Linked DNA regions of Homo sapiens: regions 1, 2 and 3 are each linked to region 4. The links are chromatin contacts, found by Hi-C in ENCODE. All regions are on one chromosome and are shown on one strand. The core of a region is the stretch at or near the end of the contact, and the rest is flanking DNA. Distances in the headings are between cores, read along the strand shown.

Evidence for each region. A loop is a pair of places that touch in the nucleus more often than their neighbours do. Pooled maps may share reads with other maps.
Region 1: a pooled map shows a loop between it and region 4 (7-fold over the local background). The contact joins the enhancer-like site here to the promoter of ZFC3H1 in region 4. A Hi-C loop is called at or near these places in 5 of 50 pooled maps.
Region 2: a pooled map shows a loop between it and region 4 (21-fold over the local background). The contact joins the promoter of E2F7 here to the promoter of ZFC3H1 in region 4. A Hi-C loop is called at or near these places in 7 of 50 pooled maps.
Region 3: a loop to region 4 is called in a pooled map, with 16 times the contacts of the local background. The contact joins the promoter of RXYLT1 here to the promoter of ZFC3H1 in region 4. A Hi-C loop is called at or near these places in 4 of 50 pooled maps.

The regions. Positions count from the first base shown.
Region 1 is chr12:64,668,135-64,671,579 of GRCh38, reverse strand. The region is part of intron 1 of RASSF3 (Ras association domain family member 3); the gene reads right to left. Among named protein-coding and RNA genes, the nearest start is that of MIR548Z, 47 kb to the right of the region's middle. RefSeq lists enhancers at 1,830-1,889, 2,110-2,269. Within about 2 kb of position 2,164, at least 30 of the 41 ENCODE cell types and tissues checked have a DNase peak (open chromatin) inside an H3K27ac peak, as active enhancers do.
Region 2 is chr12:77,063,767-77,066,884 of GRCh38, reverse strand. It overlaps E2F7 (E2F transcription factor 7), which reads left to right and starts at 1,316. Exons shown (of 13, transcript NM_203394.3): 1 at 1,316-1,540; 2 at 2,250-2,342. The coding sequence starts at 2,250. RefSeq lists enhancers at 697-926, 662-1,368 and silencers at 977-1,406, 1,427-1,476.
Region 3 is chr12:63,778,059-63,781,569 of GRCh38, reverse strand. RXYLT1 (ribitol xylosyltransferase 1) reads right to left here and starts at 1,661. Exons shown (of 6, transcript NM_014254.3): 1 at 1,441-1,661; 2 at 396-551. The coding sequence starts at 1,609. RefSeq lists silencers at 1,293-1,592, 1,321-1,596, 1,613-1,842.
Region 4 is chr12:71,662,444-71,665,534 of GRCh38, reverse strand. It overlaps ZFC3H1 (zinc finger C3H1-type containing), which reads left to right and starts at 1,687. Exons shown (of 35, transcript NM_144982.5): 1 at 1,687-2,522. The coding sequence starts at 1,925. THAP2 (THAP domain containing 2) reads right to left here and starts at 1,234. Exons shown (of 3, transcript NM_031435.4): 1 at 955-1,234. The coding sequence starts at 1,025. RefSeq lists enhancers at 1,225-1,584, 1,034-1,592, 1,945-2,064.

The DNA of each region.
Region 1 (3,445 bases), core at 915-3,414, 7.0 Mb after region 4:
ACCTCAAAGAACCTCACAAAAGCAATTTCTAGAGGTACTCTTTGCTGCAGAAGTCCTCTCCGTCCTCCTGCTTGGTTGCAGATAGGGTGTGAAACACTTACATCATCAAAAGAATGCCAGGAACACAGGCTGGTCAGAGTCAGAAGGCTCAGAGTGAGTAAGGAGTGAACATGCATAGAAGATCACAAGAGGCGAGGCCAGGGAGGCAGATCCCCCTGCAGGGAGAAAGCCGAGGGTCCAGTGCCCCTGGCCCACTTCACTGAACCCTGCTGGGGTGACCCAGGACCAGCCCCGATCAGTCTTCGAGGGTTCACGTACTGCCTGAAACAAATACTTGCAGAGGGAAAAAGAAGGTTTTTCTCAAAAACACCTCCCCTATCCTGCCTCCCTTTCTTTCCTGGTCCCTCATCCAAAACCAGACAGGGCAGGATTAGCCAACCCAAATTCTTGGGATGGGGCAAAGGGAGAGTCCCCAGCACAGAGGTGGCAGCAGCTCCCCTTAGGGAACTGTATCATCACCCATTCCAGACACCATGCCACACCCTTCACAACTTGCCTCTGAATTCTTACAATAACCCTGGAATTGGGTAATACTATCATCCCTATTTTGCATATAGGAAATAGAGGCTTAGGGAGATTTATTTTGCCGGAGGACACAAAGTTAGTGGAGGGGCTAGGTGAGGTTCCTACCCGGGTCTATCCGATTCAAAGCCAATGAAGCCAAGCAAGTGAAAGAAAGGAGGAAAGCTGAGACCCTAACGTTTGCCCACTGCTGGTTTCTGACGACTTAGCCATTTTGATACAGAAGGTCAATATGGATTTTGGAGGGTGGGGTACTAGCACAACTGGCAACTTAGTAGGGAATTAGTAATCTGGCCAGGGCCACTGACAATTTAAAAAGAAGAAAACTACATGTGCAGCACTCCAGAAATGGCGAAACACCTTCATCTCCTAAGGACCATGCAAGTGCTGTTAAGATACCTACAGAAGAGTTTTTTAATGAAAAGATCCCCCCCACAAAAAAAAAAAAAAAAAGAGAGAGAGAGAAACCGTATCCAGTATGACAAATAGTTTCTGCCTGATTGGTGAGATTTGGGATGGGCCCCCACTTTGTTTCTCTTTCTGCATAAAAATTTCAACATTTTTACAAAATTTTCAAAAACTTCTCCTCAGTCTGTACATCTTTGTTAATCAGGAAAAAAAAAAAAACAGTAAAATCTAGGAGGGAAAAAGGCTTTCATGTGTAAAAAATAAAATAACCTTGGAAATAAAAATAAACACAATGCAATTCAGCACTTGGCCAGCATAACTGAACACCACTTTGATGTGCTGCTCCTGGGGCAGCCACCCCCAAATAAATAGCTTTAGACACAAAACAGAGGCACCAACGCCACAAGGCTGTCCGTCCTCCTTAATGCAGGCACCAACTGCACATACAGAGATGACACGTGGAAGCTGCTAGATAGAGCGAACCTGAGCTCCCTCAGGTAAAGATATGCAGTTATTATCTGTAAAATAAAAAAGCTTCTCTATCCATTAAAAAAAAAAAACTGATACTGCCAAGAAGTGCCAGAAGTAAAGGTGGTTTTTAAACATTACTCAATCAGCTGACCAATGTATAAATAAAAGCTACCCTCCATCTGCCCTGGAAAGCAGATTGCCAGCAATTTTTTTTTTTTTTTTTTTTTTGGTAATTTACAGCAATTTACATTTTCTTTGTTGCATAGAAGTGCTGCTTGTATAACCTGAGGGTTCACACACCCTCCAGCTCCTTTTCCTCCTCAGTGGCTTGCACAGGAAGCCCGAGGCTGGGAGGAAAGGGCCTCCCGCTCCACCTTTCCTCAGCACTGCGGTCAGTGGCCCAGCCGGACTCCCAACCCTGGCCGTGGTCTGCTGCTTGCAAAGGGACGGGTCAAGGAGAACAGCAGCCCAGCTACCAAGGCTGGACTGGAAACGTGCTAAAGTACAAGGCTGATGTGAAGCAGAGAAAAGAAAAAGAGAAACTGAATTTAACATAATGAACGCCTTAGCATTACAAGTCTAGGACTTCACAGCTGTACTTCACTCAAAACTAAAGACCTAGGCAGGAAACAAGTGGCAGACACTGTAAAAGAAGAGTCAACACAGTCTTAAACACAGGATATGCCCTGCCTAGAGCCACATCCTTATCTCCACGTGTGACAGGGGGAACTGTTTCATCCAGAACATCTGAGGAAAAAACGAAGCCAAGAAGGACTACATCAAATTTCACACATTCTGGGACAATCCCTTACACAATAATGTGAAGGTTTCACCTTTTTCACCCTTTCATCTAAGTCACCAATTTCCTCCCCTAGGAACTTGTTCATATAGAGTCCTCTAATGTGCCTAACAAAACAGAAACTCAAACAAGCACCTAAAGAATGTCCCAGAGAAGAAATGAGAATGTTTAGAATGGAAAGCCATTTGCTCCTCGAGGTTAAACAGGACACATAGTTCAACGCCCTACTTCAAAATCAATCCCAGGTGTAACCCAAGTTTTTCTAGGGTTTGTGTAATATATGAAAGTCTTTCAATTTAGGACTTGACTTCCTTAGGAACAATTTTTTTTCCTCCTAAAAAATCAAAATTGGGCTGGGTGCGGTAGCTCACACCTGTAATCCCAGCACTTTGGGAGGCCGAGGCGGGCAGATCACGAGGTCAGGAGATCGAGACCACGGTGAAACCCCATCTCTACTAAAAATACAAAAAATTAGCTGGGTGCGGTGGCAGGCGCCTGTAGTCCCAGCTACTCACAACGCTGAGGCAGGAGAATGGCGTGAACCCGGAAGGCAGAGCTTGCAGTGAGCCGAGATCGCGCCACTGCACTCCAGCCTGGGCGACAGAGTGAGACTCCGTTTCAAAAAAAAAAAAAAAAAAATCAAAATTAAAACAGTCAACATCCAAGTCCCACCCTGCTGAAAGCTAAACTCCAATCACCATGTTTTCTGAGGTGCCAAGCCAGGGTGATTAAAAGAAAGAACAACGAGGCTGGACATGGTGGCTCACACCTGTAATCCCAGCATTTTCGAAGCCTAAGTCAGGCAGATCGCTTTGAGCTCAGGAGTTTGAGACCAGCCTAGGCAACATGGTGAAAACCCATCTCTACAAAAAATACAAAAACTAGCCAGGTGTGATGGCACGTGCCTATAGCTACTTGGAGGCTAAGGCTGGAGAATTGATTGAGCCTGTGAAGTGGAAGCTACAGTGAACGGAGATTGTGCCACATTCCACCTCAGCCTGGGCAAGACAGTGAGACCCTGTTTCAATTGAAGAGAAAAAAAAAAAAAGAAGAAGAAGAAGAAAAGGATTGGTAAGGTTTGATAGAGGAAAGTGCCCCAGGCTGGCTGAGTGATATTTACATTGCTGATTCTGAGTGCAAAGCACTGGTTCAGGTCATTCAACAGTTACACCTTAGGTAACCCTC
Region 2 (3,118 bases), core at 67-2,566, 5.4 Mb before region 4:
ACATGTCTGTACATTTAAGAATGTCTGATGCTTTAAGAAGGCTGTCTCACATTTCAGTTGAGGGATATCTTACAAAATACTTGACCAATACTACTCAAAAATGTCCAGGTATCAAAAATGAGGAAAGTATGAGAAACTGTCATAGCCAAGAGGAGCCTAGAGACATAGGAACTAAAGGTAATGTGGTATCCTGAACAGAAAAAAGGGCCATTAGGAAAAAATTAAGTAAATCTGAATAAAGTAATGACTTGAGCTCAGAAGAATGTACCAATATTAGATCATTAATTTCAAAAAATATTCTATACTAACACAAAATGTTAATAGTGGGTGAAATTGGGTGCTGAATATATGGGAATTCTTGGTACTATCTCAATTTTTCTGTAAATTGAAAACTTCTAAACAATAAAGTCTGTTTTGTAAAAAGTCCATCTCTACCAACATTCATATTTTAAACAAGAAACTGTAGGATGAAAGAAGTGAAACATTTAATACAGATCAGTGGTGTTGAGGAAATTTTCTAGACTGTCTCCCAGAATGCTAGTCCCTATTGCAAAGAACTACTTTTTTATATAAAGCTTTTTCCCTCCTAATTATTTGCAATTTGCCGAAAAGGGAACACCAAAAAACATTTCCGGATTTGCCACACACACAAAACAAACAAACAAAAAAAAGTTAGAAAAACTTCTGGTTTGGCTTCCAGTCTTGTCTCCAGGGCTAACTGGCGTGCCATCTGCTCGCAGCAGAGCGGTAACCATGGTTCATGTGTCACACCAGCGTGCGATGTTAAGAAGTTTGCCCCGGCAAGTCTGGACAACTCCGCTTCCGCACAGGTTGCTGAGGGCGGGCGGGGATGGCGGCAGCAGCATCCAGAGGGTGTAGATCGTTCTTCCAAACCCCATCTGCTTTCCTGTCCTCTGGCTGTGCCCGGGGTCCCCGGGCGCGGCAAGCCGCGGGGACGTGCGCGGGTCTTCTATGCATAACAAAAGAGCCCTCCTCCTCCTCTTCCTTCTCCCGCCGCCCCGCGCCGCCCCGCGCCGCCCCCACCTTGGCTTCCCGCGGCCGCCGGGGCCCGCGTCCCCAGCAGGAATTGGCTCCCGGGCCCGAGGTTTCCAGGTACCCGGAAGGGGGAGGGGGCCGAGGCGGCAACAATTGGGCGGGTGAGGGCAAAACGCGCGGCTCGGAGCGCCAAGACTCCGAGGGGCGGTGAGCCCGGGCCGTGCCGCCGCACGATTGGCCGGGGCCGCCCCGCCGGCCGCCGCTGATTGGTGGATTCTCAAATTCGGTCTCAAGGCGCCAGAGGAGGTGTTTTAGCGGGGACTACGATCCAGGCTGGAGTTGCGCTCGGCCGGTCTGAGCGCTGGCGCTGCCCGGACGCCGCGGGGTCCCCGCCAGCCCAGGGCACTCGGCGCGGGGATCTGCGCGCCTCGCTCTCCCTTCCCGATGCCGCCGCCCGGCTGCTGATCGCCGCACCACCTTCCCTCATCGGCTTGGGTCCGTGGAGGTCCCTGCAGAGGCAGGAAGCCTCCTTAGGAAAGCAGGGGTAAGCGTGCGGCCCCAGCGCCAGTGGGGAGGCGGGAATTGGGATACAGGGCCCACTCCCGCCCCGGCTGCCAGCCTGCCACTCCTCACGTCCCCCGGCTGGCGAGGGCTCGAGGTGTTTCTGCCGGGGAACCCGGTGCGCAGAGGGTGTGCCGGGTGCAGCTCTCACTCCGGCCCGGCAGTAGAGGGGATTTGCCCTTCCCCACAACTTGGAGCTTTCATTGGAGAAGTTTATTTGGGGGATCTGCTTGGAGGCCTGGGAAGGGGCTGCGCTCAGCGCTGAGTGGGTTTGGTCTAGCGATCGGGTTTCCTTCCCCCGATTCAAAACCCCTCAAAGCCGAATTCCTCTCAGTTCTTTGCGCCAAAATTAACTGACCTGGGAGACCCTGTACTTTTCTGACAGATTTGCCCAACACCCTTCCGACTTGGTAACTTTATTTTGCCATCTAGCTTTTCATAAGGAGTTACTATTTTTGTAGATTTTTTTCTTCCCAGATTTTCAGTATTACTAAGCACACTTTAGGTGTTTGAGTTTGTTCGCGTGAGTTTTAGAAAGTTGAGGGTGGCTACAACTCCTGGAAATGCCCAGGATGTGCTTAGAGAAGGGGGAATTTCATATTGACAAACAAGTAACACATATGTAGATATTTTTGTTTGAGGAAAAAATACCTAATTGCAAAATCATTTTCTAGTGTAATTGTGCATTACAGATGGAGGTAAATTGTTTAACACTAAAAGACCTGATCAGCCCCAGGCAGCCCAGACTAGATTTTGCAGTTGAAGATGGGGAAAATGCACAAAAGGTAAGCAAACATAAACACCTTAGTTTCTAATATGTTAAGGATGGTGATGTTGAATTCAATTAAGTGTTCCAACATGCCATTTGTATTTGTATTTAAGCATAATAATTAATATTGATAAACATTATAGAAACATTCTTTTTTAAAAATAGAGCCATCCAAACCATTATTGTTGGAATTCTACTCTCAGATATAGTGGGAAAAATAGGCAAGGTTACATGTAATGTTGTAACCAATTTATATAAGTCAAAAATATGCTGGCTACAGCAATCAAAGTTTATAATACAGTTGTCAAGGGTGGTGTAGCTAGTGCTCTGTAGGAATGCTAAGCCTCAGTTCCCAGGAAAATAGACCTTTGCAGGCATAAATGCTGGATTATTAAAGTGCTGTGAAATGTCTTCATACCAATGAACTAGCTCCCAGAGACTGTTCCATTCACCCAAGAGTAGACCTGTGCCTACTATATAGGGAGATAAAGTGGCTGAACTCATCAGTATATTCTGAATATTTTACCATACTGTTGCTAGTTTTGCACTGAGCCATTCCCTTACATTTTGCACCCCTTGTGATTTGTAAGACCAAGATGTTGTTTTCAAGAACATTACAAAGTAAACTGGCCATAACAATGTCTAAACTATCTGAGCATTTTTAGGCACAGGCAAATAGAAATAACAAACCAAGTTTTAGAAACTTTGAATATAAATCTGTGAGTAGCAACTTGGGCATTGAACTTCTCCGAGCTCCTGGTCTTATTTTTAGGCTTAGCATCAACAGTGAAA
Region 3 (3,511 bases), core at 412-2,911, 7.9 Mb after region 4:
TTTGTACTCTTCAGTGTTTCCCAAATGTGTTTGGCCATCAAGGGCAGGGGCCACATCTTATACTTGTGTATCAAGTGTCCAAAAAATACACAGATTCATGAAAATTCAGTTGACATATGCATTGCAATCTAATGACACTATACAGCCTACTCAATGTATCAATAAATGAAGCTGTGCTCTGCTAAAGACCAACAGTGGAATATGTATGTGTGTACATTTACAAACAGATGTTGTCTAATTGGAAGGAGAAAGGAATTATTGACAAAAAGCGAAAAAATATATCATGATGCCTTAATTAACAAATTATGAAATAAATTATATTAAAATGAATTTCATATCAATAAAATACATTTTATAATGCTTTTTACATGTCTTCCTTCTACGTATTAACTTACCAATGGCAGCTTTGCCCCAGATTTGTACACTGAGATCTGTTTTTCCTTTCGTGGATTTATCTAATATTTGAAGGCTAGTTTTAAATCTGTGTTGTTGCTCATTTTTTTCATCTCCTTCCCAAGGATTCCATTCTTCACTTTCCAAAGTGGACTGTTCTGTTTTAAAAAGAGTAAGTGTTTACCAGTAAGGTATTATTGCAGTTGTAGGTAAATTCAAATCATTTAAATTAAGTGTTAGTTCTAATTTCATCCTAACTTTAATTTCTGAGAGGTACAGCAACTGAATTTAAACTGGTAATACACAATGAAAACAAAAAAGAAAATCAGCAATTTTTTTACTGAACTTTTTTTACTCTGAAAAGTCTTAGAAATAAAATGCTACCTTGAGACAGGAAAATTCTCTTCCCCAACACAAAACCTTTAAAAATAACAGGATAATATGTATCAAGTTACAAGCTTAACTTTTGCAATTATTTTTATCCATTGTATACAGGTAACCTATGCACAAAAAACTGACTTCAGAGTGTAGTGTTCACCAGTCTTAGATACTATCGTGCAAAATTCTGAATAAAGGGAAAGAGAAAGCCGAGTCTGATCTTAACACAAGTTAAAACACAGGACAGGGGACCAGAATTTGGAGGTAAAGTCTGCCTTATGGTCACTGCAGGATTAGAGAGGGCTTTGTTTCAACATGGAAACGGATGTCTTAAACCTTGCGGCGATTTTGAGGCCTTCCAGGAGCATTCCCGCAAATCTCTGGCATTTGAGACGACGTCTTGGATTTTAACACGTGTTTGAAAGGCGTGCGCGCCTGTCACCCCCTGGGATCGGGAGCGGGGACGGCGTGTGAGATCTGGGTAAGAATGAGGACCATTCTCCAATTCCGAGCCAAGGGCTGGCTCGAGAGGCTGTAGGGGGCAAAGCGCTTCTCAGGCCCTGCGGGTAATCCCGGACTTGAGAGCCGGGTGCGGGGACCCGGCCCCAGCCGCCCAGCAGCCCCAGCCAGGAGCGCAGAGCCGGAAGGAAGCCGCCGACCCAGTCCTACCTCGGCCGCGTCTCTCCCGCGCGGGGGCCGCCCCCTTCCTGAGGCCCCGCGGGGACCCGGCCGGCGCCTGGCGGCGGCGCCCGAAGAAGACGTGGTAGGCAGCGTAGAGGGAGAATAGGCAGTACAGGGCGATAAGAAACGAGCAGAGCCGCTTCCGCGTCAGCCGCATCCCACTCGGGCTTCCAGTCAGGCATCCACCGCCATGGAGCGGGCGGAAAGAGAATCCGCGACACCGGCGGCGTCCGAGGCAGGCCCAGCCCGTTTCCAGGCAGTCCCCAGCCAAGGCTCCTCCGCCCAGCGCCCGGTACAGCCCCGCCCCGGACACGCCCACCGCCCGCCTCCCGCCCAGGCCCCGCCCCCTCCAGTCGCGGCTCATCCACCCGGCCGAGGGCCTGCCCACCTTCGACACTGGAGGAGGGGGTACTGGAGCGGCCCCTACCCCACGCTGCTTCCAGACGCCGGGCTGAGTGGGAACCTCTCTGACCTCTGCCGTGTACTCATTGCACCTTTCAACCCTGGCCACTTTTCCCAAGTACATAAAGACTCGGGGGAAAAAGAACACCCGCGGTGGTCCATGAAGGCCATGTGAAGGCATGGACTGTGACGTTTTTTGCTCTGCATGGAATCCCTAGCGCCTAGGACAGTGCCTACTACGTTGATAGATGAGTGAATATAAACGTCCTTTAAAAAAATTAAGTGATGATGGTCGCTTAACATTGTGAATGTAATTAATACCACTCACTTGTATGCATAGAAATAGTTAAACTGTCGAATTCATGTTTTATATACCTTACTGCAATAAAAACATTTTTAAAGTTAAGTTTCATTATTATGTGAGTTGAACGCACATAGGCATGCAGTATTTTGTCAAATAGAGGCTGTAAATGTGAATGCTTCAGAAAACTTTGTATCCAGCCTTGGGAAGATGGGCTACAATGTTTTGTCAGTTGCTCTGGTACTACTGTTCAAATTACCCAGCAGTCTTGCGACGGTATGTCTGCTAATTAGGGTGACCAATGGTCCCAGTTTGCCCAGGACTGTAAGGATTCTCCAGTTGGAGGATTTTTAGTGCTAAAATTGAGAAAGTCCTAGGAAATCAGTAAAATTGGTCACTCTAGCACCGACCCTAAACTATTAGGTCAAACACTTTACCCAATCCCCCAAACAGTTCCCTGCCTCAAAAGACCTGTTTTAAACCATTTTTGCTCAGACTCCCCAAATCCTATAAATATCACCCCCAACCTTCTCCTTCTGAGACTGCCAAGCTTCTGTCAAAGTGTGGCCTCCCTTACTGTAGTAGATTTAATAAATTTAGCTTTCCTTGATTAACAGGCTATTCTGGTGTCTTAGGGAGATGGCAGTTGTTTTATGTATGCTGTATTGTTGTTTATCCTATTTTGTTTGTTTGTGGAAATGACAATTATTTAAGGATAGGAAGTAATTACCTTATAATTACCACAAAACACCCACTGTATCAATGTACATTCAGATGCTACTGACTAATGGTTTTACTATTGAGAAATGCATACAAGGTAAAACTAATATGCAGTTGATGTCATCTTGAATAGGGGAGAGGGCCATGAAAATGAAGGAGTTGTTTTACCTCAAACTGCAAATGACTGCATAATTTGATGATAAGCTTTTAAAAATGTATTTAGGTTACAAAGGAATCTTCTAATTGATCTAAGTCTGGCAGAGTTCATTTTCCTTTCTCTTGGTGTTTAATGGTTGAGCTACAGCTGGGAGCTACTTTCTGTATATGCTCTCATCTCTTCAGGTGGATGGAAAGAGAGGGAAAGAGATGTGGTGGGGAATGCAGCAGTGTGGAGGGGGAGACAAGGTTAAATATCCTCTGGGGGTTGAAGCTCCGCATATAGGGAACCAGACCTGAGAAGGAAAGATGTGGGAGGAAGAATAGAAATAAAGGAATATGAGATGAATTAAACTAAAGCAGGGCTAAAATCTTTACTTGGTGAAATTTTCTACTCTGTCTGCAAAGGGAAGAACTATTAATCAACAAGATATTGAGAAAATAGCCCTAATGTCCTAATGCCTTCTTCTAGTTGACTGT
Region 4 (3,091 bases), core at 438-2,937:
TGTCAGGTAATTAGGAACTCCGTACATATTTGATGGATGAATGAACAAAGCACTACATATGCATGAACTAGTTTAAAAACAGAAACATCACAAGATTTTTTTTAAGTGGCAGCTTTTAATAAAAGTACAGTTCGTAATAGGTAGGGAAAAAGGTCAAGGATATAATTTCTACATACTAACATATACGTTGTTAGGTATATAAAATATATAAAATCAGGACTGGTGTCACTTAACTTTTTAATGTGTCTTTTCTTCGGGCACGTGGCAGGCACTTGCAGAGAAGGTAAACATTTACAGAGTACCTGTTATTTTCCAGGCATTGTTCAAAGTGCTTTCAAGAGTTCTGGTTTGACAGAACTAAAGAATTTTGATTTTTCTTCCAGCAAACAAAAGAAAACCTAGGTTCTTTTTATTACTCTATTCTAGTAAGAACAGAAAGGTTATCTTTTGCACTTTAATTAACATCGCTTAATTCCATGGCTATCAAAGATGACTCAATTCCTCCGCAGAATTACTATGTGACTATTAGAAATCTAAATGCCTCCCATGTCAATTCATCTAGTGAGAATTTCCTAATTTTAACGGGAACACAGCAGGCTTTTACGGTGATTGCTGATTGGGAAGATCTCTTTCTCCCTTACGGCGTCATTCATGTCAAGGCCCGGTCTAACAGAGGAATAAAACAGTAGAAAATTACGATATCCTCCTGTTACTTTTTTTTACTAAGGGGTAATGACCAAACAGTACTTGGATTTCTTTTAGAAAATGAGTAAAGCTTCCCCGAAAGCAGAGAACAATTGGGCAGATTTGAGAAACACAAAGGACATACGATGCTTCCCTGCTACCAGCTGGGAAAGTTATTAGAATTAGCAGAATCCTCCTGTTCCTTCCACACAAGCGATAGCCACAATAGGAACTCCAGTTTCCGTCACCCCCACTCCCTGCCCAGGTTACCTGTGGAAGCTGATGTTAATGTGCTTGTTGTAGGTAGTGGCACAGCCCGCCGCAGCGCAATTGGTCGGCATTTCCCTTTCCCACTCATTCAGCGCCCTTAGGTCTCTACTGAGGCGCTGGCTGCTAAGCTTTCTTCTGGCAGAGGCTGGACAATCGAGGCAGGCGTGCCTTAATCGTGAGAGCTTAGTCGTGAGAGCGGAGTGGGAAGAAGGGGTGTGTATGTGGGGGCGGAGGCGAAGGACGGTCAGCCTTCCCTTTCTCTTTATTAATATGGCCGACTAGAGCCCACAGAACTGGCCCTCCTGGAGCTCTAGTCGCCTTCGCTTGACTTCACCAACATGGCGGACACAACCCGTTCTTTCTCCCCGCCCCCAAGAGGGAGCGGATCTACTGCGTTTCTTTGGCAGCGGTCCTCAGAGCAATTAAAAGGAAGAGGTGTTTTCCCCTCCGATTACTATAAATTACAAGAGTTTTACAATAAAACTCTCTCAAGGCTGCAACAGCAGCTCCACCTACTTCTGCATGCACCCAACTGTACCAAGCCAGACCCTGCGGTGGGTGTGACCCTAGGACCGGAAGAGTAAACCCGAAGAAAGACGAAAGACTACAAATCCTAGTGAGTATCGAGTTGGTCTTATTATCGCGTGAACTGGGAGCCTTTGTTTCCTGCGTGTCGCAGGAAGTGACGTTTCGGGTACAGCCGCTACCAGAGTCCCTTTCTCGCGAGGCGGAAGAACCCCGATCGCTGAGGAGCAAGGGGGCGCTAGGAAAGGGAACTGGGTTGCGACGGTCCGGCGAGAGAGAGCTGGGGTGCTGGGGTGCGGGGAAGTTGGGGAGCAGAGGCCGCTTGGTGTCCGAGTAGGGTAAGACCGCACCGACCCAGTCCGTTAGGAAAGAAGGGAAACGAGGCAATTGTCGGGCGGATCCCCGGACGGAGGGCTAAGGTTGTGTGGAAGGCGCTGCTCCCCGGATGGCGACCGCAGATACTCCGGCCCCGGCCTCCAGTGGCCTCTCGCCGAAGGAAGAAGGGGAGCTTGAAGATGGGGAAATCAGTGACGACGATAATAACAGCCAGATACGGAGTCGGAGCAGCAGCAGCAGCAGCGGCGGCGGGCTGTTACCCTATCCGCGGCGAAGGCCTCCTCACTCGGCCCGGGGCGGTGGATCTGGCGGAGGCGGTGGCTCTTCCTCGTCATCGTCCTCTTCTCAGCAGCAGCTGAGGAATTTCTCACGCTCGCGGCACGCGTCTGAGCGGGGCCACCTCAGGGGACCCAGCAGCTACCGACCCAAAGAACCGTTCCGGTCTCATCCGCCTTCTGTACGGATGCCTTCGAGCTCACTGTCCGAAAGCAGTCCCCGGCCGTCTTTCTGGGAGCGGAGCCACCTCGCCTTGGACCGTTTCCGCTTTCGAGGCAGGCCTTACCGGGGTGGGAGTCGCTGGAGTCGGGGGCGAGGAGTGGGTGAGCGAGGAGGCAAGCCGGGGTGCAGACCTCCTCTGGGAGGAGGAGCAGGATCCGGGTTCAGCAGCAGTCAGAGCTGGCGAGAGCCCTCTCCACCTCGGAAGAGCTGTATCCTTAACGTGGCGGTCGGCGCTGGGTGTGTCACTAAAGTTCCCTTTAGCGTCATTACTAGGTCTGTGAGACGAGTGTAACTTTGAATCATCAGAACCGCTTATTTCTCCCTGTGTCAGTATACTTTAAGTTGTTCTTTGGTAATTCCCCATGTGTCACACTATAGCGTTATTCTTAAGACTGCTTCATTGGGTATATTAACGTGCTGTGGATTGGGTTAAGCTTATGAAATCTAAGACAGTTAAGTCTGATTTGTAATAATACCTTAGAAGCCCAAGTTTCATTAGCATTTGTATTTTTGCTGGTACAGAAACTTTGTGTTTTATATGAAGTTGACTTGGATTGTTAGAGAAAAAATATTCATAAACAGTTTAAGTAATATTGTTGCTTTATCATATTGCAGTTTGACGTTGAAAATTGTAAAGTTTTAATCTGCACAGTCCTGCACTATTTTTGTGATTCTGTTTTTATCTTGATTTATTCCGGTTGCTGCCTTTTAAAGTGGGGGGGGGAGGGGTAAAAAAAAAACAACTCTGGTGTCTTTACCAAGTCTGTTTCAGAGCTTT